Linked DNA regions of Homo sapiens: regions 1, 2, 3 and 5 are each linked to region 4. Evidence: chromatin contacts called from ENCODE Hi-C or POLR2A ChIA-PET data. All regions are on one chromosome and are shown on one strand. Each heading gives the region's core, a stretch centred on a gene start or an enhancer-like site at or near the end of the contact. The rest is flanking DNA. Distances are from core to core; before and after follow the strand shown. Region 1 overlaps GALNT16 (polypeptide N-acetylgalactosaminyltransferase 16). Region 2 overlaps ACTN1 (actinin alpha 1). Region 3 holds the start of ACTN1 (actinin alpha 1). Region 4 holds the start of DCAF5 (DDB1 and CUL4 associated factor 5). Region 5 overlaps ACTN1 (actinin alpha 1).

Region 1 (5,047 bases), core at 1,686-4,185, 200 kb before region 4:
GCTTCCTTCTAGAATTCTCCTGTTGTAACAGGCTGGTCTACGTCACCACAATGCTGCCTGCAGGGTAAAAAGCCCAGGCCACCCAGCAAGGTACCAGCTGAATTGCCATCTCTGCTAGTGTGGCCAGTGGACTTCACCAGACCTTATCCAGTCCAACCTTTATCCAGCCTGAGGCAGGCATTGCCTGGAATGTCATTTCAAGCTGTCCTGGAAGCATCATCTTCTGGAGAGAGAGCACCAACTCACTGACGCTCTGGGTGAGAGCTCCCTCTCCTTGCTCCCATAGCTCCTGCCTTCCCCTGTAGCTTTTATCATGTGGTATCACAGTTGCTGCTGATTGGTCCATCTCCTCTGCTAGAATATTTGTTCTCGAGGGCAGGGACCGTTTCTGTCTTGTTTACATTTGTGTCATCACCCCTAGCAAAGTGTTTGGCATGTAGCAGGCACTCAGAAAATGTTTATTAATAATAGTAATGACATATTGATTAAGCATTTGGAAAGGGCCAGATGCTTTGCGATCAGGCTTCACAAAAAAATCCTTTACGGCTATGAGTACCCCATTTAACAGGTAAAGAAATCAAGGCTGAGAGATGAAATAACTTATTCAAGAGCTCAGTCAGGCGCAGTGGCTCACGCCTGTAATCCCAGCACTTTGGGAGGCCGAGGCGGGTGGATCACGAGGTCAGGAGATGGAGACCATCCTGGGTAACACGGTGAAACCCTGTCTCTACTAAAAATACAAAAAAAATTAGCTGGGCATGGTGGTGGGCGCCTGTAGTCCCAGCTACTCGGGAGGCTGAGGCAGGAGAATGGCGTGAACCCAGGAGGCAGAGCTTGCAGTAAGTGGAGATCATGCCACTGCTCTCCAGCCTGGGTGACAGAGCAACACTCTGTCTCAAAAAAAAAAAAAAAAAAAGAGCTCACAGCTGGCAAATGGCAGAGTAGTGAGGGATCCAGCTGAATGGGTATTTTTTGAAGTTGATTTGAATTTTTATTTATAGAGATAGGGTCTCGCTATGTTGCCCAGGCTGGTCTCGAACTCCCCTGGGTTCAAAGGACCCTCCCAATTCAGCCTCCTGAATATTTGGGATTACAGGTGTGAGCCACTGCGCCTGGCTTGAATGGGTCTTAAAGACCCAAGAGTCCGCACCCCTAGTACACTCTTCTCCACGCTTCACAGGGCTGAATTAAGCAGGAGAAATTGTCCTCAGATGGCTCTGGAGCCTCAGTCCAGGTCGGCTACTCAGACAGCCCAGCTGCAAGCCCAGGAGAGTAGGCCCTCCCCTGATCCATCTCCAGGTCTTTCCTAAGTGCCTGGCAGTGAAGACCTCTTCCCATTAGAGAAGCTGGCTGGGTTGCCCCCTCCTTCTGGAGGAGCACTGACTCAGACCATCACAGGGACACACAAATACCAAACACACTGAGAACATTGTTGGCAATGAAATTACAGACGTTATAAATGCCAGCCTTTCCCTTCCAGGTTTCCTTTCCTGTTCCCTGGTGGGAGAAGGACCACACCCCATGCAGTGCTGGGAGACATCCCCCGCAGGCCTTGGGGTGCTGGAACCCTGGGACGACAGTCATATTGTCCAGGTTATTTCTCCCAACTGCAGATGGAGACAGCCTTCCTGAGGGGCCAGGGGGAACAGCCCTTGTAAAAACTGAAGCCAAGTCACAGAGGCCCAGGGATCCTCAGGAACAGCTCCCTGCTGTACAAATGGGAGTCTGGCCCTGGTGCAGAAGTCCCTTCTGCTGCCCTGCCCATAGGCTTTCGGGGGACTCTCCTGCCAGTGACGTAACTGTTAATACCCAGCCTGGGGCTTTTGCTGATTCCTCCAGGGCCTGGCTAAAGGCTGACAGCCTTATCTCCTAGGGAAAAAACTGGGTGGCACAGAAAATGGGCTTTGGGAGAGGTAGGTTTGGAGGAGAGCAAGCAAGAGGAGAGAGCCTGACTCAGGAGAAGCAAGCACCAGAGCCCTCCAAGGCTGAGGGTGAAAATAGATGGAGAGTGGAAATGGGGCTCAGCGCGCCAGGAGGGAGCCCTGAGTAGGCGGTGGGTGGTGGGCTGTGCTCCCTGAGAGGACGGAGGGGTGGATGGGGGAATGGAGGCTGCAGCCAAGGTCTTTTACAGTGACTTGCTCCTAAGCCCAGACCAAGCTGGACATTGTAGCCAAGGTGTATTCTCTGCAGCCAGCTAGGGCTTTGCTCCAGGCTCCTCAGGCCCAGGGGTCAGAAGTTCTGGGTAACTCCAGATCAGCAGCCCCACGGCAAAGTGGGGCTGAGGGCAGAAATGGTTGCGTCCAGGAGAGGCTAGTGGTGTGCTGGCCTGCCAGCTGCAGTTCATATGTATGTTGAAGCAGCGTTTATTTTTACCTGGGTAGGTTCAGCTTCTGATCACAGACATGGTGGGGGTTTTCCATTGGTTTCCATGGGAACATTAGGCAGAGCATCTGCTACCCAATCAAGCAAAGCTGGTCTGGTAAGACTCTTTTCAGAATTATTTTGCTGTTTTTACCCAGGAAGTATGTCCTGCCTGAATTTGTACCACTGCCTTCTTGTGTGGTAGAGCAGGGGAGGGCAGCTCCGAGGGGACAGGCCTGGCTCACAGGGAAGGAGAGAGGGCTGGCTAAAGGCAAGCACGGCGGCAGGGCAATACCTATTTGGAGAAGCAATTTGCTTTCCATTTCTAAGCCCCAAGTAGAATCCCATAATGAGGCCACAGGAGCCTGGGCTCCACCTGACCTGTGCTGATTCCTGGTTTTGGTCCAAGGCCTGCCCTTGCAGTAGGGCCACCTGTTGGCCCCCACCAGAGCAGTCAGGAGTTCCTGGGGCACCACAGGGCATGGAGGCCGACGAGCAAGCTACCAGGTGCAGGACAGGGCTAGACTTGAGCATGTTCAGTTTCACTTTTACAGAAAGGAGGCCCGGACTTTCCCCACGAGGCGGGGGAGGGTGTGCTGAAGGGCTAGGCCTGGAGGCAGAAAGGAAGGCGCTGGTGCATGTGGACATGTAAGAAGTGGTTTTATTCCAGGTGTGTGTTTCATAAAGACGAGGTCCTCAAGGACAGCTAGTGGCACATGCTTTGGTCAAGAAGAGGAAAAGCAAAAACAGAACAGGGCTGCGTTGCCACAAAGGACCGGCTGATAAGTGCAGAGCCTGATCTGACCACAGCAAAGGACAGAGAGACCCTCTTGAAGGCCCTCTGGTCAGCAGTCCTCTTACATTCAACAGGCGCAGCCCCGGCTCCCCAGCCCCAAAGGTCCATGCCCGAGTGTGGCCCAGGCCTTCTAGTCCATCCTCTGGGGAGAGGCCTTTGCCCTGGGCCCAGTTCTGTCCTAAGCTGTGGCAGGAGGCTTCCCAGATGAACAGGGGATCTGAGGCTGCACCTGGCTGCGGAAGAAACATCACGACAGAGGACAGGCAAAGCATGGCCCTGGGAGCGAAGGGGCCTGCGCTGGCAAGTCCAGAGGGGTGCACTTGGGCACGGGAGTGCTGCCGAGAGGACGCTGGTGAGAGTCAGGAGGCGAAACTGCTGGAGAGCCCTCCAGAGCAGGTGCTGCGGACCACAGACACTTGGCTGCTGACCCCAAGGGCCGTGTGGAGGGAGCAGGCGATGGCAGTTTGAGCACGCCAGGGAGGAAGATTAGGGGGTGGCAGCTTGGGCAGACAGTGGCTTCAATCCAGAGCAGAGGTTCAGGCCCTTTGGGGATCAGGGACCTCTTTTAGAAGCCATGGACTTTTTCCCCAGGAAAATGCATGTATGCACACACATGCAGTATTTTAGGGACAATTTCAAGAGATTCCTAGACCCTCTAGAATCCATGAACTCTATGGGTATGTGGATCCTTGGCCTATGAAAGACAGGGGGCTCCTGTGGTAGGTATATCTGCCCCAGGCTGGTCTGCTTTGTAGGGGAGACCCCCAGGGTCCTGGTACCAACAGTCATTTGCCCAAGAGCCAGTGGGGTGAGGAAGCAGGGTGTGGGGATAGCAGGAGCAGTTCCAAGACAAGGCCGTGGGGTAGATGTGTGGATGTGTTCTCAGCGGCTGTGAAAAGGAACTGGGAGTTCTCTTCACAAACAGGAGCCACAGCCAGCCTCCCAGCACAGTGCAATAGCTGACCCTTCAAGAAAATCCCTCCTGTAGTAGGGAGGGGAATAAGGGTGAGGTTGAGCCCTAATGACTTAGGGGCTCCTGTAGCGGGGAGGGGAATAAGGGTGAGGTTGAACCCTAATGACTTAGGGGCTGTTCTTGGTCCAGAAGGGAAGTTCCCTTCTTTCCAACCACCCATGATGCTGTATTGACAGAGGCAAAAACCTTTGAGAAAGCAGGAGTCAAAAATGACAAATGAGGCTGGGACTACTCAGGGATGTGTGTGGCTACCCGTCCTTTCAGTGGGTCCTGGCGGCAGGGACAGGGCACTAGCTGTTCATTAATGCCCGAGAGAGAGGTCTCAGCCTGACACATGGCCAAATAGAAGTGGAGTCTGTTTAATAAACTACGCCCGAATCTTCCCCTAAAGATCCCTCTGCAGCCTCTTGCTAAGAATGTGGGCACCCACAGGCACAGGACCGGAAGAGGCAGCGTCGGGCTCAGACCCTGGGGCTGGTAAAGTGTGGAAGGGACTGTGTCCTGGGTAAGAGACCTTGTTCTTTTGGTGCTTTGCTGCTCTTCTATCCATGTTCATTTGCAAATTACCCATCCTTTGCTGCCAAGACACCATCCGTCCCCACCCAACCCAGTGCCACCCTGGGCTTGGCATCTCTGACAGGTCACCGGGCTTCTCACCTCCTTCCTGTTCTTCAGCTACCCCTGCAGGCTGCCCCTCTCCCCTTCCCTCTTCCCAGCCTTCAGCCTCTCCATCCATGCTGCCCAATTTCCCCTGGCCCTGCCTGCCTGCACAGCTGGGCCTCATGACCCAAAAGACCCCTGTGTGGGCTTCTGTCCTTGCTTTCTCCGGGCAACAAGGGAGAGACCACACACTATTGTCCCAGCCCCAAGAAGCGCCAAGGGAGAGGACAAAGGGCCAGGGGCACCTACTCAGTCTC
Region 2 (4,995 bases), core at 226-2,725, 240 kb after region 4:
AAGACCATAGATTGCTCCATGTATTGGGCTCCTTAAAATAGGGCTTATTTATGTTGTATTCCCTGCCATTAGGCCTGGTACAGAAAAAAAGAGAAAATCTACTTCATAGAACTTGTAGATTCTAAAACTCTAAAAGGTGCTGCTTAGACTAAATATATTGGGTTATCTCTTAGCTGTGATCTTGAAGCTATTGTTTGATTTTTTAAAAAAACATCTGTTTTAATACCCAAACTGATGGCATTGTGAGATTGAGTCAGTGGATAGTTCAAGATGGCAATTTACAAAACTTTAAGTTTGTGACTTTCTCTTGATTCCACTGTTTTTCCACGTGTGGGTGGCTATTTTGAGAGCTGTGATTGCCCAGAGAGCCCCAGCTCACAGAATTGCCAGAACATTTGTGATTGCTTAGAAATCCTCCCCTCTTCATCAGGCTGGGAACACAGATCAGGATTTCAAATGCCCCCTTCTCTGTGGCCTTCCCTGATGTACCCACTGTCTCCAACTAGGATTGATTACACCCTTTTTTTGTGCCCCAAATAGACTTCTCTTCCAGCACCTGTCACAGTTTATTGCATTAACTTTAAGAAACATCCAGGCCAGGCATGGTAGCTCATGCCTGTAATTCCAGCACTTTGGGAGGCTAAGGTGGGAGGATCGTTTGAACCCAGGAGTTTGAGACCAGCCTGGGCAATATCGTAAGACCCTGTCTCTACAAAAAATGAAAAAATTAGCCGGGTGTGGTGGCCTATCTGTAGTCCCAGCTACCCAGGAAGGTGAGATGGGAGGATCGCTTGAGCCCAGGATTTGGAGGCTGCAGTGAGCCATGATTGCACCACTGCACGCTAGCTTGGGTGACAGAGCGAAAACCCTGTCTCAAAAACAAGCAAAAATCCTGTTTCCCTCTAGAAGTAGAGCTCTGGAGTCTTTTGATTCCTAGCGTGGGGCATGGAGTGCTGTGGGTGCTGAGGGAGTGTTAATTCTGTCCCCGCTGAGGCCCTTTCTGATGTGTGCTGCTGCTGTTTCTGTAGAAATCGTGGATGGGAATGTGAAGATGACCCTGGGCATGATCTGGACCATCATCCTGCGCTTTGCCATCCAGGACATCTCCGTGGAAGGTGGGTTTCTGCTTTGTTCCATCCCGCCATCACCATCTCGTCTCCCTCCCTGGGCTTAGCCTGGAGAACTCCCATACCCAGGGCAACGGACGTTGATCAGGGGCCATGTCCTGGGCTTCTTGCTCATTTATTGGGCATCAGCCTTCTCCTCCAGTCAATGTAGAAAAAAGAACTGTTTGCCATTCTGATTCTCATAGGCATGTTGGCCTCAGGGAAACTCCCCACTTTGGGAAAGCCCAAGGCTGCCATGGGGAAGTATATTGGAAAACCCACCTGGCTCTTGGGTTGTTAATCTGAAAGGGTGGGGAAATAGCGGCTGGGAGGAAGGACCAGGAGGGGCGCTAACCCCGTCCTCCACTTTGCTCCCCTAGCACCCTCTAGTGGCCATTTCACAGATCTGCAAGGGCCGCCATGGTCTGGAGAGGTGATCTCTACGCTTGATTCCACACTCGGGCAGTTTTTGAGCTTTATGTCTGCTATGCCTGTATTTATCTTGCATAATAATATTTGTGTATTGTTGTGCCTGTGATAAAACACACATACTGAAACAAACTTTTACAAGATGAGATGGAGATACTATTTTTTAAATATTTGTTTTAATGGCATAGACATCATAAACATTTTTAATCAAAGGAATTTCTTAATGAAAACAACGTGGATTCAATTCAATTGCTTTGTGATGGAGATCTAGGTGTGACACTCTGTGATGCAGCAATGTAGAGTTCCAAGTTCGGTTTATGGGTACTTGGTATTTAGGGTTGAAGTGGTTGGAAAGAGGGTCATAGTAGTCACCTGGGGTGTGGTTCTTGTTAATGATAGTGGATGTAAATCCATTTCTCAAATAGCCTTCTTGATGATTTTGATTCTTTTGGGTGGACTTCTTGTCAGCTCTGCAGTCATCATTGTGTTACTCTTGTGATTTAGCTGACGAAGAGCTTAAGCTAAGTAGAAGCATTAGCTTTTCCAATTTTTAAATTGTCTGCTTTTGCTTAGGTGGTTATGGTCTTTGTAGGAACCCTTGAATGTCATTTTAAAGTCCATTTTGTGTGTTGAAAATAAATGAGATCATTCATGAACACAGTCCACTGAGTACCTTAACCTCCAATTCACAGGCACAAACACAGGGTGTATTAGTCCGTTTTCACGCTGCTGGTAAGGACATACCCGAGACTGGGTAATTTATAAATAAAAAGAGGTTTAATGGACTCACAGTTCCACATGGCTGGGGAGGCCTCACAGTCATTGCAGAAGAGCAAGGGAGAGCAAAGGGACCTCTTACATGGCAGCAGGCAGAGAATGAGAGCCAAGTGAAAGGGGTTTCCCCTTAGAAAACCATCAGACCTCGTGAGACTTATTCACTACCACGAGAACAGTATGGGGGAAACCACGCCCACGACTCAATCATCTCCCACCGTCTCTCTCCCACAACACGTGGGAATTATGGGAGCTACAATTCAAGATGAGATTTGGGCGGGGACACAGCACAAACCTAGCAGGGGGGTAGTGTGGTTTGCAGTCTTTCTTCTGTGCTGGGAGCTCCGTGAGCCCCCTCAGTTGCCTGCCTAACCTCATAGACACGTGGCTGCTTCACACACAGAGGGCAGCAGTATTGATCCGTGCAGTAAATATAAGGAAACCTTATTTTTTAGATTAAAAACAAAATCTGTCTAGGAGTCCTAATGCTTTCTTCTCACTCAGCTGTGTGCACCCCTCAGGCTGTGGGATTCCCCTGTCTGGAGACCCCTAGATGTGTAGATTTCCCAGATCAAATCTTCCTCCCCAACCTGATAGAGGTTGCCGACTTATTTTGTATCATTACCATTTCTTTGAATAAAAGAGAGTAGGGGGAGCTAATTCTTGAAGTTTGAAAAACTGTTGTCTCAAAATTTACACGTGTAACACGACTAGCTCTGAACAGCTTCCCAGCTTGCTTTTTCTGTTTCTCAAATAACTTCTCAAACTCTGTCAAGGGAATAGACTTGATGGCCAGGGCTCCTCCTTCAGTAGCTGCAGGGTTGGCATCAAAGGGTCACAGTGGGGCCTCCTGTGAGCCGGCATCCCTCCCTCCACCGAGTCAGCCCTCTGACCTCGCTGCCCATCCCCTTCCCCATAGAGACTTCAGCCAAGGAAGGGCTGCTCCTGTGGTGTCAGAGAAAGACAGCCCCTTACAAAAATGTCAACATCCAGAACTTCCACATAAGGTGAGTGCTGGGGTCTGAGGGGCTCTCACAGAACCAGGCTGCCTCCCCCGGGAGCTCCCAGACCCCCTTGGCTGGGTCAGTCTCAGCTTTAGAACAAAGTGGAGACCTCTGGGGGAAGAAGTAGCTTTCCTTGGGAAGGGGATGTCGCCATCGCTCTGAATCCCCCCGTCTCTCTCCCTGCAGTGTCTTAGATGGGGCTGCTGCCTGATATAACTTTGGTTGATGCTTTTGCTACTGGGAGCGCCCCCAAGGAAATTGTCCAGGAAGTCCCAGCCCAGGGCTCTGGAACAGCAGACTAGGGCCATAGGCCTTGGTCGGGGGTAGGGCTGGATATGGCAGGTTTATCTGAACTTGTCAACCCCCCCACAAAGTCTTGACCCTAGTGCCTGGGATTTGTGGCAGGAAGAAATGTCCCTTCCCATCCTGTCTTCTAACTCCTACCCCAGAAAGCTCTATGTGTTCATCTCTCTGGTGTCTAGGAGGCCCCTGCTTTGCCCTGGTTGCCCGTTTGTTCAGCCTCATTTACCAGCCTGCTCCTTCTTCTCTCTCCCCGGGCAGCTGGAAGGATGGCCTCGGCTTCTGTGCTTTGATCCACCGACACCGGCCCGAGCTGATTGACTACGGGAAGCTGCGGAAGGTATGTGTGCCCACCTGACCACCCGCTTTGGGTCCCTGGCAGGTGGGGTGGGAAAAGAGCAGGACTAGGACCCTTGTTGTGACAGTCCATGGTCCAGCCTGAGCAGTGTTGGCCTCTTAGAATAGCCAGACAGAGCCCCAACTGAAAGTGAAGAGAAAACACCTTCCCTGTTAGGGCAACTTCATTACCCTTGTGCGTGGTGTGTGTGTACTTGCACACATACACAGCCCATCAGGAAAATATCACAGCTGTGACAGCAGCTTTGTCAGAGGGATGGAATGATACATGGTGTTTCTCCCTTCTGTTTTTCCGGGATTTGTAAAGAGGAGACACTATTTTCATCATTGAAAACAGTGCATATTCTAAGGGACAGTTCATCCCCGCCTTGTCCTTTGACCTGCTGTGCGGTCCTGGGCAGCTTATCCCACCCATGGATTTGGTTTCCTTTATTGCTCAAGTTTGGCTGGGGGATTTTCTTTTGGTTTCACTCCCGCCTTCAGCATGAAGCTGCAGTGATTTTTCTTGAGTGGGTGTGTGGAGTGGGGACAGATGCAGGAGTGGGAGCTGTGTTTCTAGCCTCATGGTGGTTCTCAATGTCTGAGCTGGTTGGACGACACTGCCCTGGACCTTGGAGAAGCCTGTCCTGGACCCTCTGACCACACTCTCCAGGTTCCCTCCTGGACCCTCTGACCACACTCTCCAGGTTCCCTCTTGGTCCATCTTGGTGCCAAGAGGCCACATGGCATGGCCATCCAAGGAAAGACCCTTCCCACGCCCCAAGTTGGTGACCTGGAGTTGGGGTTGGAATGTCGCCTATCTGTGCTCAGATCTCTTGGCAAGGGAGGCTTCAAGGAGCGGCTGGACTTGTGTGTCTCTACTTCACCTTGATGCTGGAGAACACAGTGTTCAGTGTAGCTCTTGCCTTGCCTGGGCCTCCAGGAAGGGCGTCTTGCTTCTCAGTGGCCAGGAGAGGTTTAATATCACTGGGGCAGGAGCTGCTGTGCAACTCATGGTGGTGGCAGGCCCTTTGTTTCGGGCGGGT
Region 3 (4,621 bases), core at 1,156-3,655, 170 kb after region 4:
GTTCCAACAGTACACTTGTCAGATCTCTCTCCTTGCGTCTAACTCATGACATCATATTTTTGTTTCTGTGTCTGTCTGCTGGGCTGTGTGCGACAGGGACTATGGCTTTTTCATCTCTGTATACATCTAGTACATTCCCTGATATGCAGATGGTGCTCAGCAAATATTTATTGGGTGAATGAATGGATACAGCACTACCATTACCCTCTGTGTTAGGTTTAGAGCCACAGTTTAGAAGCGGTGATAAAATGGTCCATAAATCAGCTGTCTCTGTGGCTCAGAAGCAGTGCTTCCTCAGCCAGGGGCTTTTGGAAGGCACAGTGCTGGAGGGTAACACTCATATGAATATGTGTGGTTGACGAATGATGCAGCCAGAGACACCATCCGATATCTGCTCACAACAGCAGCAGTGGCTCTTCTGAGAACCAGGGGGCACTTTCTTCACCTTTTCCATGGGTGGCTTTCAGGTATCCACCATCGCCTGGAGAGAAGGTAGAGGACAAAATCCAGCCCATAATTCAGGGCCCTTCCTGTCAGTGAACTTCTTCTTCTAACTCCTTCACTCACTTCTGAATTGACATATTTGCATTTTAAATTTAAATTTAAATTTAAATTTTTGCAGTTGATGCAGCCATTCATCCTACAAATACAGTCCTCCCTTAGTATTGGCAGGGTATTGGTTTCAGCATCCCCATGGATACCAAAATCTGAGGATGCTCAAGTCCCTCACAGTCAGCCTGGGTATCTGCGGGTTCTGAAGCCTGTGGATATAAAGGGCCAAATGCATATATGTATGTATATATTTTGAGACAGTCTTGTTTTGTCACCCAGGCCGGAGTGCAATGGTGAAAATGCACCTCACTGCAACCTCGACCTCCCAGGCTCAAGGGAGTCTCCCGCCTCAGCTTCCCAAGTAGCTGGGACTACAGGCGTGTACCACCATGCCCGGCTGATTTTTGTATTTTTAGTAAGGACGGGGTTTTGCCACGTTGGCCAGGCTGGTCTCCAACTCCTGGGCTCAAGCGATCTGCCCGCCTCAGCCTCTCAAAGTGCTGGGATTACAGGTGTGAGCCACCGCCACCGTGGCCAGCCTCAAATCCATAAATTAAGCTCTACTATGTGCTGGGTGCTGGGGTGGAAGACTGGCACATCTGTTGTTCACAAGACAGTGCATAACCTAGGAGAGGTTTATTTGCTACTGTTCTTCGGAACCGGGATCCCATAGAGGAGCCTGCCAGAACGCGAGGCCTGCTCCTTCCCGGGCATTAGCGCGTTTAGACTCTCCTCTTACTAAGCCCAGGGAAAGGAGTCCTGGCAGGTGGCAAGCAGAAGTTAGAGCTATTTAGTCACTCCCGCCCTCCATCCTCCTCCAATGACAATAAGGTTTTGTTTGTCAGGCATAAGGTTACCGGATTGGCCTGTGAAGTCCAGAAGCTCTTTCCGCGCTCGGCTCTTTGAGCCTCAGTTTCCCCATCTGTCAGGCGTGTGTATGTGGGAGGGGGGTACGGAGTAGATTTACCTAGATCACTCGGGGTTGTCCCTTCCAGTTTTGAGGGTGATGTCGGGGTGTCTGTGAGGAGGAGGGAGGACCCTGCCACGCGAAGGTAGTTTTGGTCGCAGCAGCCAGCCAAGTGTGCCCGCGGAGACCGGCAGGGAATTCCGGGAGGCCCCGCTGTGGAGCGGTCCCCAGAGCCCGAGGGCGAGCTAGAAGAGTTCCTGCGGCGAGGCGGGAACGCTCGGTAGCCTCTGAGAGCAGTTCGCTGGCGAGAAACCGGGTTCCTGCAGGGCAGGGATCAGCCGGGTCGCGCCTTGTAGGGTGGGGTGGGGTGGGGCGGGGCCGGGGGGGGCGGCGGTGGAGTCGTGAAATTCCCAAGAAATTCCTTTCCATTGCCCCACTCCGCCCCCTTTCCTAGGGTGCCGACCTGCCCAGACCCAGGTTCCCTGGGAAAGAGAAAATGAATGTTCTTCGGGTTTCCTCGCGTCCTTTCTCCAGCCCCCTCCCACCCCGGGGTTTGGAGCGCGCGTGGGAGCGCAATAACGGTGGCGGGGAACGGGTCCAATCCCGGCGGCTCCTGGGGTTCCCAAGCGCGCTGCCACTCAGTCCCCGAGCTCGGGGAGGCGTCTCCCGGCTTCGGTCCCGTTCAGCTTAAGCTGGCGTCACATGAGCCGCGGGGGAACGGGCACCGCGGGAGTGGGCGGGGGTGTGCGCGCCGGGAGGGGGCCGCCCAGTCCACCTATATGCGCCGCAGCCCGGCTGACGGATGCCAGGAATTCCCAATGAGAGGCGATGGGGGGAAGTTTGGGCAACTCGGCCTGGCCAATGGAGAGCCTCGGGAGGGCTCTGCCCCTTCCCCCCGCCCCCGCCCGCCTCGGCTCCCGCAGCGCTAGTGTGTCCGCCTAGTTCAGTGTGCGTGGAGATTAGGTCCAAGCGCCCGCCCAGAGGCAGGCAGTCCGCGAGCCCAGCCGCCGCTGTCGCCGCCAGTAGCAGCCTTCGCCAGCAGCGCCGCGGCGGAACCGGGCGCAGGGGAGCGAGCCCGGCCCCGCCAGCCCAGCCCAGCCCAGCCCTACTCCCTCCCCACGCCAGGGCAGCAGCCGTTGCTCAGAGAGAAGGTGGAGGAAGAAATCCAGACCCTAGCACGCGCGCACCATCATGGACCATTATGATTCTCAGCAAACCAACGATTACATGCAGCCAGAAGAGGACTGGGACCGGGACCTGCTCCTGGACCCGGCCTGGGAGAAGCAGCAGAGAAAGGTTAGCAGCCGCCCCCGCCCGCTGCAGCCCCCAGCCCCCAGCCCCCAGCCCCGACCCGCTCTGCCTGCCGGGCTCTCGGCTCCGGGCTCTGAACCGGTTCCGGGCGCGCACGGGAGGGGGCGGGGGCGGTGCGGCCGTTGCGAGGTGGGGTGTTGGGTTACAGGCGCCTGGCGGAAGCGGGAGCGCCCCTGCCCCGGAGCCCGGGAACGCCGGGCCGGAGCGCGGGGAGGTGGCGCCGCTGGCGGGCAGGTCTCCTTGGGGGTCCGTGGTCCAGGCCACCCTGCGGCTGTTGCAACCATCCCCGCGTGGGCTGTGCTCGGGGGCGGTGGTCTTCAGGCTGGGGCTGAGACCCCGGCTCGGGGCTGCTTGCTCCGGATCGATTTTCCCTTTTCTTCCGCCCCTGGCCACCTCTCCATATGGCGTGCGGTGGCAGCGCCGCTTCCTGGGCCGCCCTGGGTTCAACCTGAGCGGCGGGCCTCCCGGGACCCTGCTGCCCCTTAGGCGGAGGGGAGAGCGCCGGAGAGATCGGCGGCCGCCTCCGGATCTGCCTGGAGAAGGACCAGCTGGAGTGCGGCTGGGGACGAGAAAACTGGGGGGCGTACGCGGGCTCCCCCGCGGGCCCTGTGGGGGCGGGGTCAGGACAGCAGACCGTTTTATTGCTTAACTCAGTGGGTTGGAAGCTGTAACCCCGACATGGGCTTGCGCTACGTCCTGCCCCTCCGACCCCCGGGAAAGGTGGGCAGCTCGGTTCGAGTTGAGGGGCTGCAGAACGAGGGTCAGTCTTAGGGGATATTTGGGGCCAGTCACTGGGGATCCCTACTTAGCCACGGAGCTGCATCCCAGGCAGGCGCGGTGTGCCGGGTGCGCGCCCCGCCACGGGAGCTGGGCTCGGAGCTGGCGATGGGACCCGGGCACAGTGGCCAGTGGCAGGAAGAGGTCAGAAACCACTCGTGGTGGTGGGGGGAGGGCGCCTCAACCCTACCGCTGCTTCCTGCCTGCGCGGTGAGCCTGTGCCCCCAGGCGGCCACGTACCCTGAATACCCCTTTCCCTCCCCCTCCTCCCGGCTGCCCACTTCCATCCGGTCCCTCCCCGTTTCATACCCTCCCCACCCCCAGGCTGATCTGGGAATGGGGTTTTGGGTGGGGGGGGGACAGGATGGCGCGTCCCTTTGGATAGTGCGGTTAGGGCTGGGCTTGAGGGAGAACGCTCATGTCCAAAAATGGTAACATTCATTCCCTTTTTTAAACTTAAAAGGGGGGTAGTTTATAGAGCCGACTGAAGTTTTTTTTTTCAGCCAAAGGCATCCTGTATTAGCTCACTCAGGAATCCTAGGCCCTGAAACGGAGCCCTTTTACTCACTTCATCAGACAGGCAGAGGTAATCTAAAACACACACAATGGGCTTCCTCAAAGCAGGATGACCTGGGCCGCGGTGCCCAAGGCCTATGCAGGGCTGGGCCCTATACAGCGACATCGGTCATCTACATCGGACATGGGAAGGTCCCCTGACTTCGAACTGACTTCTTTGTAATGTGCCAGTTGCTTAAACTCCCCCTCTTCCTGTCATCTTCCTAGTAAGAGCTGAAGACTGGGGGCTGCAGACAGTCCCCCACTCACTTGGCTTATTTCCTGGGACCATGGGTGCTGTGGGTGGAACTGAAAAGTGAGTGAGTAATTTGGAGATCCCTATGGGGCACCAGGCAGAAGGCTCTTTAATAATTTCAGGGTGAAGCCTTCTTGAGAATGGATTTTAAATTAGAAGTGAGATTAGGGTGGTGGATTGGGGTCTTCCCTGGGGGTTAGAATCGAAGGAGAAATCCCTGCTTAGGGAGCACCTGCTTTGTGCCTGGGAGGGGCAGGAGTAAC
Region 4 (4,355 bases), core at 1,479-3,978:
GTGGTATTGCAATTTTGTTACAGGTGTGGTAAAAAAAGTTTGTGGTAGGTAGTTATGTACCATATTATTAGTTTGCAATAAATGACACAAGGGACTATGTTAAATTCCTAGTAAAAGCAAATTGATATTATGGAGTTTCATCTTTTGAAGTTGGTTATAAGTAGGTGGCCAGATTGAGCAAATAAAAAATTCAGGATGCCCAATTCGAGTTTCAAATAAACAATATTAGTATATCTCAAATATTTCATGGGGTATACTTAAACATTCATTGTTTATCTGAAATTCATACCAAATTGGGTATCCTCCATTTTATCCGACAACTCTTAATTATAGGAATAGGAAGATATTTCATTCAGGCTTATAAAAATCTGGCCAGACTAGCAGTAGGATATAAACAGACTAGGTGGTCCTACCTTTCTGTCACTGTTGGTCACCCAACAGTTAAGGAAGTTTCCAGCAAAGTCCTAGATTTGGGCTGGCATGTGACCAGATGCTGGTCTATTTTTATGCTGAGGTAAATGGGACAATTTTCCCAGGAATTCAGTAAAAACTGTAAAGGGGGTATGTGCTTAAGAGGGCAGAGGAGGATGCGTATTATACACTGCCACAGTAAAGGCCACTTCGAACAAATCTCCCCCACCCCAGGCAAATAGGTATAAATGATGGCCTATTAACTGGAAGAAGTTAGAGGGGGTTTTGAATGTGTGGACTGAGTATGCCAAGCAAAGGAACAGTGAGCAGGGAAACTGGCCTTGGAACAAGTGGATTCCACTGGAATGAAACAGGTCAAACTCAACATATCCAAACCGGAAAGCACGACCTTTCCCTTCAAACTCCTCCCCACTCCCTAAGTACATTCATGAATTCAGCAAGTATTAAAGCGGCCACTAGTGCCAGCAAGTACTGGCTCCAGGCATACACCCTTGAGCAGAACAGACGTAGTCCCTGCTCTCAGAGAACTTACAGCAGAGTGGGGAGACTCATATCATCACAAAAATAAATGATTAATTACACATTTTGACATTGCAATGACAGAAGGATGTTTGGTGCTATACATCTTTAATAAAGCTGGTATACTGCTACTAATTTTTAGGTGGTGATTATAATGAATAAACACAAAGGATTATTAGAAGGCATCCTGAGGATAAAACCTTTTAAGTACCACATAGTTTCCTATTTAGGGGAACAATATTCCATTAAAATTCACATTTTTGGAATTTGATTTCTTTCTTTTAAAAATTTATTTATTTTTTGCCCTTTTCCCCAAGTTCTGATGGAATTTGGTTTCTGTTTAGTAATGTTTGCTAGAATATGTACTTTTATATGAAACATTTGCATATTTGTTATTAGTACGATTAATCGTATTGTCACTGAACAAAAAGTAGAAGTAAATAATTTTGTTTGACGGGTAAACCTCTTCCATGTTCAGCCGATCTTTTTTTTTAAAAAAAATTATTATTATTTTCCCCAGATCAGAGATGTACAGCCCATCTTTCAATGATGATTCTACTCAACTGCTCCTGTGCCATCTCTGGTCCAGAGGATGTAATTCCTGCTAACTTGAAAGGGCAAAACTGACAAGTGCCTATTTCAGTAGCTTATTACCACTTAATGACAGAGGATAGCTTCCAGGAAAAGTACTATAATACATCGAAAAGGGGACTTTTAACTGTATCTGGTAGAATTCCAAAGCATTTAACACCCACTAGGGTCAACGCGGTGACTCCCATCCTACTGAAGTGCAGCCACTTCTGGCCTGGAGCGCAGCTGCTGGTTAACAGCTGTCCAACCTCAGTGCTCCCCACTCGAGACCTTTAAGAGGAGCTCACCGAACCCAATTAAATAACATATATCGTTAGTTTCAAATCACGCTTCTTGTGTCGTGCAAATTTATCTGGAACGGAGAGAAGTACCTCGTGCTTCTCGGGACTTCATCAACTCGGTTTTGGCAATTTTCTTCCTACTTCTTTATCCCTTTCTCTTTCCCCCCATGTACCACTCTAATCTGCCAGACGGAACAATTTAGCCTTTTTCAACTAAAGGACCGGAGGAAGGAAGAGTTAGAGAACTGGACTTGGGGATGAGCGGTGGTGTTAAACATTTACCGGGAGAGGGGAAGGGGCGGGTGCGCGAACAAAACCCCCAGGCAACGTTCCTCCAAGTGTGCGGCCCTACCTCCCGGTTCCCCCGCCTCGGGCAGGGCCGGACTGCCCAAGGCAGAGGCCAGCAGAGGAAGGAGGGCCGGAGCCCCCGCCCGCACCTTCCCCCACTCCAGCCGCATTTTCCCCGAACTCGTACGGGCGCTGGCCTCCGGGCAGCAGCCGGCCCGCGGGTCCCCGCGGGAGGAAGGCGAGCCAAAGCCCGGCGGCCACTCGGATTGTTACGCGCATTCAACTCCGCGGAGTGCGGGGCGCTGGGGTGCAGAGGGGTCTCCGCCCGGCGCCACCCAGGTCCCCAGGCGGGAAGCGGCTCAACTGGGAAAGCAGCCGGCGCCCGTGGTCTCCGGGCCGGCCGCCCGCGTTCTTCCGGCCAGCCCCCCGCGGAGGGGAGGGGCGCCGACGCCGCGTTCTCGGGGCCCCGCAGCCGGCGGAAGGGCCGCGCATCGCGGAAGCGCGGCGGCAGCTGAGGATCAGCTGCTGGAGGAGGCGGAGAGGCAGAGGGAGGAGCCTCGGGGGGAAGGAGAGGGAGGGGACCGTCAGGAAGCCGCGAACGCCGCCGAGTGTCTGCACACCTCGCTCTGCCTGCCATGGCTGGTTAAAGAACCATCCGGATCGCAGCGCGGGGGGAGGGCCGGGTGGGGGGAGCAGCGGCCGCGCGTGAGGCCGAGGGAGGGGCGGCGGCGCGAGCGGCGGCGGCGGCGGTTCCAGCATGAAGAGGAGAGCTGGCCTGGGGGGCAGCATGAGGTCAGTGGTGGGCTTCTTGTCCCAGCGGGGCTTGCATGGGGACCCCCTGCTCACTCAGGACTTTCAGAGGAGACGCCTGCGGGGCTGCAGAAACCTCTACAAGAAGGACCTCCTCGGCCACTTCGGCTGTGTCAATGCCATTGAATTCTCCAACAATGGAGGCCAGTGGCTGGTCTCAGGTAAATCAACCCCCTTCCCCTCCCCGCGCCTCCCCGCACCCTCCCAGCCTCCCCCTCTCGCTCTCCCCCGTCACCCTCCTCCTGCCCTCTGTCCCCACCCCCTCCCTTTCTCTACCCCCTTCTGCGGTGGGAAGGTTTGGTGTCAAATTAAAACCATTGCAGGGGGAGGGGAAGGAGAGGATGTCTTCTATAAAAAAGACCTAAAATGGTTGACAGCTCCTTAATTCGCTTTATCCCAAGTGCAAAGTGATCTCTCCTGATGCCTGCCCTGAAAGTGTAGGTCGGGGAGGGGGGCGAGGTTACCGCTCTACAAAGTTTGACGGCAAACTCTTCCTCCGCGTACTTTAAAAGGTGCTGGGGGCATTTTGGGGATGTGGAGGGTGAGGAGGCCGAGGAGCGCCGGAGGCAAGGGGGAGCTGAAGCCCCCGTCGCCGGCGTTAAGGAAAAGGGGTCTTGGGGCTGGGAAGCGGGCGGTGACAGACCCGGACGCCGAGGGGCCGGGGGCTGCGACCCGGGGGCTGGCGGGGTCTGCAGAGGGGAAGTGACTGGGGCGGTAGGGTCGCTGTGGGCCGCCCCCCTCGGCGCTCTTAGAGGCCCAGCACCATCGCCTTTCGTTCGGTTGTGGCCTCTTCTGCGTCTTGTTTTTAATACAGTTTCGAGAGTGGCGAGGGCTGTGGAGGCTAAAGGGCACCAGCCTGAACTTGAATGCGCAACTTGCGAGGCAGGCGGTAGGGTGGGGGACCCCCGGGAGACTTGTTGGCGGGAGCCCGGCGCCCCGCACCCCGTTTCCCGCGGCCGCTGTTGCAAGTGGTCTCTGCTTCTCCTCCCTCTCGCCCAGACGGGCCTGGTTGCCCCCGGGCTCTCCCTCTGGTTTGGGGAAAGTGGCGAAATCGAGGCCGGGGCTCCGGCCGGGCGGTGTAGGCCTCGCTCTCCCGGGGCTCCTAGCGACAGGCAGCTGAATCGATAGCCTATTGCTCCCGGGGAGGCCCGGGCCCCGCGGGCCGCGGCGACAGCTGCCCCTGGGGAGGTGCGCCTGCTGCCGGTGGGGGCGCTCGCCGCCGTCGTCCCCTCCTCCCTGGGGTCGCGGGCCCAGGGCAGGGGCGGGTGGGAATGGGCCTACGTGAGGGCTAGGGGGCGGCTCCCCGAAACCTGGCTCAGGGGAGGGGGGGTGAAGACGGCTGATTGGGCGTTCCTGCTTGGCTGCTGCCCTCTTCTGTCCCTTTTCCTATATTGGGAGGGATGAAGGGGGAACCCAGCGCTGGACGTGGCGCTT
Region 5 (4,844 bases), core at 152-2,651, 210 kb after region 4:
CCGTCCTGCCCTGCACTACCCAGAGGTCCCTGGGCTTCTCAGCAGAGGTGGACAGATCTGCTTGCAGCTGCCCTTCTTCCCACGCTTCTGGAAATGGAAGTTCCCACAGACACATTCCTGTTCCTCAGCTTGCTGCTCCCTGCTTGCTGATACCTTGCCGCCCTGTCCCTCAAACCGGGCTGGCCATACCAAGGTGTTGGCGAGCTGCTCAGCCTGCTGAGCTGTTGACACCCCAGACCACCGCCGGCCTAGTGGACAGGCCAGGAAGGCAGTGATGGCACTGGGTCACATTGTCCTGGGCCTGGGTGAGGGTTTCTGTGCTGCTTTTTAATGTGCTGATCTGTGTGTTTGTGTTTTGGGAGAAGAAACTTTGTGTTGCGGAACCTCAGGTGAAGAGAATTGAGGTCGTTAGGCTCCTCCGTCATGGCCCAGTGTCATCTCGGGGCCATGCAAGGCCTCTGTGTGTCCGTCACATTTTATCCTACAATCTCCTGTGATGGATATGCAGATTGTCCCCAGCTGCTCTCCTGCTGACACAAATGAGGCAACGATGAACATTCTCCCATACATCCCAGTGCAGCTGTGTGAGGATTGCATTGAGCAGGGAATTGCTGGGTTGCAGGGAATTTCCTGATACGCTGCTGAGTTACCCCCTAAAATGGCTGTACAGTCTACTCTCCACCAGCCGGGCACGAGGGCTTCCGGATCCCTCAACCCCACCAACATTCGGCGTAATCAACTTTCTAATTGTTTGCCTGTCTATTAGGTGTAAAGAGATGCATTTTAGTTTTGAGCTGCAGCTGAAGAGGAACTCTCCTCCAAGTGCCAAGACTGCTCCCCTCCTCCAGTCAGCTCTCTTGGAACCAGAAACTTCCTCCTGGGTGGTGTTGAGAATCATGGTGATGCTCTGCAGAAAACCTCTCCTCTGTAAGGAGTGGCAGTTTATAGATACAGCCCGTTAATGCCTCAGTCCCTGCAGGAAGTTCTTTTTTTTTTGAGCTGGGGTCTCACTGTCTCCCAGGTTGGAATGCAGTGGTATGATTATGGCTCACTGCAGCCTCGACCTCCCTGGGCTGGGGTGATCCTCCCACCTCAGCCTCCTGGGTAGCTGGAACTATAGGGGTGCACCATCATGCCTGGCTAACATTTTTAAATTTTTTGTAGAGACAGAGTTTTTTGCCTGTTGCGTAGGTTCCTGCAGGAAGTTCTGCTCCCTGGGAGTGTCTGCTCCAGTCCCACCCCGGGGGTGCAAATCACTGCTGTGACTTGTGGTGGCTTGTGATGCTTCCACAGTTGCTGAACTTGTTGCCTCATCCCCTGGTATCTCTGGCATCCTGCGGGCTTGGGTTTCCTGGAGCTTTGAGAATTCCTTTGCAAAGTCATGTGGCTGCTGCCGGGTGGTTGTCCCTCAGGGAGGAGGTGGGTGGCGCTGTGGCATTGGCTTGGAGTTTGGGCTGGATCAGTGCTGAGGTCCTATTGATCAAGTTTTGACTGAGTCAGAGAGGTTGGGGTGCAGTGCCTGCTGGATCCTGCTAGCCCAGATGAAGGAACACACTGGGTGCCAAGGTGTCCCCCATGATCCCTTGATGCTACCTGGGACCGTTTAGTAGACAAGGGCAATTCCATGGGTCCTGGAGTCGTTCTTTTTGTCTCATGCCTTTCCATGAGCACCCTTTCTCTTGTCTTTCTTGTACTTTAGTAATGAACTCTAGACACTATTAACTACTTAGGGTGTGCTGGGCTTTTTGCATAGATTATCTCATTGAAACTCCTTACCAAACCAGTTGAGAAAGGTATTATCCCTGTTTTACAGATGAGGAAACTGAGGCTCAGAAAGGTCAAGAACTTGCTTAGGTTCCAAGGTTAGTAAGTGGCAGACCCATATTGAACCCAGCTCTTCTGTGCCCAAATCCGTTCTTAGCCACTAAGCCTTGGTCCTCAGAGTGTGGTCTCTGGACCGGCAGCATCAGCATCACCTGGATACTTGTTAGAAATGCAGTTTCTCTGCCGGCCTAGAACTTTGGAATCAGAAACTGGCGGTGGGGCCCAGCAATCTGTATTTTAACAAGCCCTCCAGGTGATTCTGGTAAATGTTCAAGTTTACATATTCAAGTTTGAGAACCACCGCACTGAATTATCCTGCTGTTCTTTTTTCTATTTTTTCTGCCTGGCTTCTCCCCTTTTGTCATTGGGCCAGTCACTGTGAGCCCAGACTTTGAACCCTGGCTGCTCTTCAGGGGCTTCATGCCCCTTTTAAAGAGGTGCAGTAATTCGTCCTCTGGGGCCTCCACAGGAACCCCTCCCAAGTCCCCAAAAGCAGTTGACAGAACTGATGCTCCAGCTGACAGCCTGGTGACCGGAACCACCATGGGGGTCAGAGTTCCCAGTCACTATGCCCAAGGAGGTGCTTTGAGGGGTCCGGGTGACCCAGGGGTGGACTGTGGGACAGACCAGGACAGAAGCTCCTGCTGGGAGATTATTTTAGGGGCACAGAAAGGAGACTTGGAAAACTTCCTTGTCCAAGCAGGATCTCTTTCTTTCTTGCAAATTTGTAATGATAAGTGGTTTGACCTTTGGAGAGGAGCTTCCACACAGGGGTTTGGAATCTAGGCAGGTCCTTGTTTCTGGTCAACAAGGCACATTCAGGAGAAATGACCCTGGGGAGAGGATAGAAGCTAATTTTTTTTTTTTTTTTTTAAGTAGAGACAGGGTCTTGCTATGTTGCCCAGGCTGGCCTTGATCTCCTGGCCTCAGGCAATCCTCCTGCCTCAGCCTCCCAAAGTGCTGGGATTGCTGGTGTGAGATACCAGAGCCAGCCTTATTTAATTTTTGAGCCCCTACCGTAAGTCTAGTTTTGTGCTATTTAATTCTTAGCCCAACCCCAGGAGGGGTGGATTTCATCATCCCATTCCACAGATAAGACCATGGAGGTTTCAAGCTGGAAGACTGAGGGTCATACCTCAACTACATGGAGGGGTCAAGTTAGGGGCCAGAGTCTGCCAGACCCCGGGTTCCCATATTGTATGAGTAGCAGGCTGGGCCAAATCCCTGTCAGCTGGGGGAGTTCTCTATGGAATTGAGTGACCCAGAGCTCTCAGCATCTGTGCCAAAAAAACCAAATGACCTCACTTTTGGTGGCTTTTCCTTCTTTGGGGAAGGAATGTGCTGGCCACTGCTGGGAGCTACAGCCTGCTGAGGCCTGTGTGCTCTCAGACCTGCAAGGGCCAGAATCAGACTCCAGACATGGGGGAGGGGTTACAGCAGGACCAAACTGTAACCCCGGAGGACCGGGGAGGAGGCTGTTCTCACACTGGCCTCCCGGAGCGGGTGCCACTCTGCTTCGAAGACCAGCTCCGCCCATTTAGTAATCCTCATCTCAGCAGGCTTACCAGCCACTGTTCAGTAGCTGAACTAGCTCAATTACATCAGTCCCCCGAGAGGGCTCTGGTCCAGGGCCTGTCTTTGAGCCTGGTTTCTTTCCAATGGGCCAAATGGGTTAAAAACAAAACCACGTCTTGATATAAAAGGCTTAGCGGGGTCCTGGAACATTTTAGTTTAAAAGAGAAATAACAGCTTTATTGAGATGTCATTCACATACCCATACAATTAACCCATTTATACAACTTCATGGTTTTTAGGATAGTCACATAAATGGGCAGCTATTTTTGCCATCAGTTTTGAACATTTTTATCACCTTAGAAAGATATTCTGTACCCCTTAGCTATCACCTCCCCCAACTCCTCCGTTCCCAGCCCTAAGAAACCACTAATCAAGCCGCTTTCGGTCTTCCTAGGTGCTTTTGTGTTTTAACATCTAGTGAGTGCTTGGTCTGCGTCTGGTAGCAGACTGAGCCCTTTGCACTAGCTCACATAGCCCTCCCTCGTGACTACTTTATGGGCTGCAGGCTCATTTTATCTTTATTTTATTATTACTATTTTCACCATCATCATTCTGGCCCACAGAAGTCTTTACTGATGTGAGAACCAAGGCTCCGGGAGGCCCAGTCGCAAGTACTGGACAGAGCTAGCTGGTGGCTGGCAGTTGGGGTGGGCTCTTGGGTCCCTGGGAGGGGTGAGGCTGTGGATGGTGACAGATTGGCTGAGGCAGTTGACTCTCATTGGCGAGGAGCTAAGAGGACAGACCTGTTTCTTCACTAGGATCGTGTGTCCACCTGTTTTAAAGTGGCTCTGATTTCTCCTGGGAGCCCATAGGTTCCACCTGTACCAGGCAAGAAGGAGCTGGGCAGTCTGCCTTCTGGGGGGCCTTGGATGGCAGGGAGGCCAGATCAGAGTCTCATGGTGGCCCAGGAGCCCTCTCAAGCACGGTGCCTTTGTTAGGCCTCCCAGAAAAAGCTGCAGGCCCCCTGCTTCTTGGCCCTGGTGACCCTCTGGGTGTCTGGTGCTATGTCTTTTGAAATGGGCTGTAGATGGGTGTAAACCAGGAAATGCAGGCTCCACTCCCCCCTCCCCATCTCCTCCTCTTGGCCAGAGGCCCGTCTCAGAGTTCTCTCATCAGTGGGGAAAAAAAACAACAGGACTTCTTTCTTGCTCTGTGAATGATTAACTTTGATTAAATAGACAGTGGATGGGAAGTGAGAGCATGCTGACCGCTGACATTGACTGGGCTCCTGATGTGTCCAGGGTATCTTGCTGGCTGTTTTGCTTCCATTGTCATAATCTTCACAAAGTGGTGATGTTCTTTATCCCCATTGTAAGGTGAGGCAATTGACACCTAGACAGTTTAACTAAAGCCACACAGCCAGTGAGTGGTGAGGACCTGCTGGGTTAACATTGTTTAAGTGTCTGTTGTGGACACAGCACCAGGCTAAGTCTTTCAGGACATAG

What was found. Hi-C counts contacts between places; a loop is a spot of excess contacts on that map. ChIA-PET counts read pairs that join two places held with the same protein, here RNA polymerase II (POLR2A). Pooled maps may share reads with other maps.
Region 1: a loop to region 4 is called in a pooled map, with 9 times the contacts of the local background. The contact joins the enhancer-like site here to the promoter of DCAF5 in region 4. A Hi-C loop is called at or near these places in 3 of 168 maps with a recorded cell type or tissue (heart left ventricle and heart right ventricle), 13 of 37 single-sample maps with no recorded cell type and 7 of 50 pooled maps. POLR2A ChIA-PET finds 5 or more read pairs at or near these places in 1 of 52 experiments (activated CD8-positive, alpha-beta memory T cell).
Region 2: a loop to region 4 is called in a pooled map, with 5 times the contacts of the local background. The contact joins the enhancer-like site here to the promoter of DCAF5 in region 4. A Hi-C loop is called at or near these places in 6 of 50 pooled maps. POLR2A ChIA-PET finds 5 or more read pairs at or near these places in 3 of 52 experiments (GM12878, H1 and MCF 10A).
Region 3: a loop to region 4 is called in a map of PC-9, with 4 times the contacts of the local background. The contact joins the promoter of ACTN1 here to the promoter of DCAF5 in region 4. A Hi-C loop is called at or near these places in 7 of 168 maps with a recorded cell type or tissue (CD4-positive, alpha-beta T cell, CD8-positive, alpha-beta T cell, PC-9 and 2 more), 4 of 37 single-sample maps with no recorded cell type and 19 of 50 pooled maps. POLR2A ChIA-PET finds 5 or more read pairs at or near these places in 4 of 52 experiments (Caco-2, HCT116, PC-3 and 1 more).
Region 5: a pooled map shows a loop between it and region 4 (2.1-fold over the local background). The contact joins the enhancer-like site here to the promoter of DCAF5 in region 4. A Hi-C loop is called at or near these places in 2 of 50 pooled maps. POLR2A ChIA-PET finds 5 or more read pairs at or near these places in 4 of 52 experiments (A673, AG04449, HepG2 and 1 more).

What each region holds. Positions count from the first base shown.
Region 1 is chr14:69,352,424-69,357,470 of GRCh38, reverse strand. GALNT16 (polypeptide N-acetylgalactosaminyltransferase 16) reads right to left here. Exons shown (of 15, transcript NM_001168368.2): 15 at 3,005-5,047. Among named protein-coding and RNA genes, the nearest start is that of ERH, 43 kb to the left of the region's middle. RefSeq lists enhancers at 2,628-3,127, 3,158-3,257. Within about 2 kb of position 2,935, at least 8 of the 41 ENCODE cell types and tissues checked have a DNase peak (open chromatin) inside an H3K27ac peak, as active enhancers do.
Region 2 is chr14:68,908,276-68,913,270 of GRCh38, reverse strand. ACTN1 (actinin alpha 1) reads left to right here. Exons shown (of 22, transcript NM_001130004.2): 4 at 1,029-1,115; 5 at 3,229-3,316; 6 at 3,875-3,953. Among named protein-coding and RNA genes, the nearest start is that of ACTN1, 69 kb to the left of the region's middle. RefSeq lists an enhancer at 1,276-1,395. Within about 2 kb of position 1,475, at least 7 of the 41 ENCODE cell types and tissues checked have a DNase peak (open chromatin) inside an H3K27ac peak, as active enhancers do.
Region 3 is chr14:68,977,086-68,981,706 of GRCh38, reverse strand. ACTN1 (actinin alpha 1) reads left to right here and starts at 2,405. Exons shown (of 22, transcript NM_001130004.2): 1 at 2,405-2,755. The coding sequence starts at 2,651. ACTN1-DT (ACTN1 divergent transcript) reads right to left here and starts at 2,025. Exons shown (of 4, transcript NR_073422.1): 1 at 1,923-2,025; 2 at 1,520-1,779. RefSeq lists a silencer at 2,348-2,397 and enhancers at 1,539-2,537, 2,538-3,537.
Region 4 is chr14:69,151,492-69,155,846 of GRCh38, reverse strand. It overlaps DCAF5 (DDB1 and CUL4 associated factor 5), which reads left to right and starts at 2,728. Exons shown (of 9, transcript NM_003861.3): 1 at 2,728-3,082. The coding sequence starts at 2,869. RefSeq lists silencers at 2,284-2,923, 3,744-3,793, 3,954-4,355.
Region 5 is chr14:68,938,531-68,943,374 of GRCh38, reverse strand. All of the region lies in intron 1 of ACTN1 (actinin alpha 1), which reads left to right. Among named protein-coding and RNA genes, the nearest start is that of ACTN1, 38 kb to the left of the region's middle. RefSeq lists enhancers at 266-1,055, 1,056-1,846, 3,366-4,199, 4,486-4,630, 4,409-4,703 and 1 more, a cis regulatory region at 4,552-4,565 and a silencer at 4,409-4,703. Within about 2 kb of position 1,401, at least 16 of the 41 ENCODE cell types and tissues checked have a DNase peak (open chromatin) inside an H3K27ac peak, as active enhancers do; they include A673, where a contact is called at or near this core.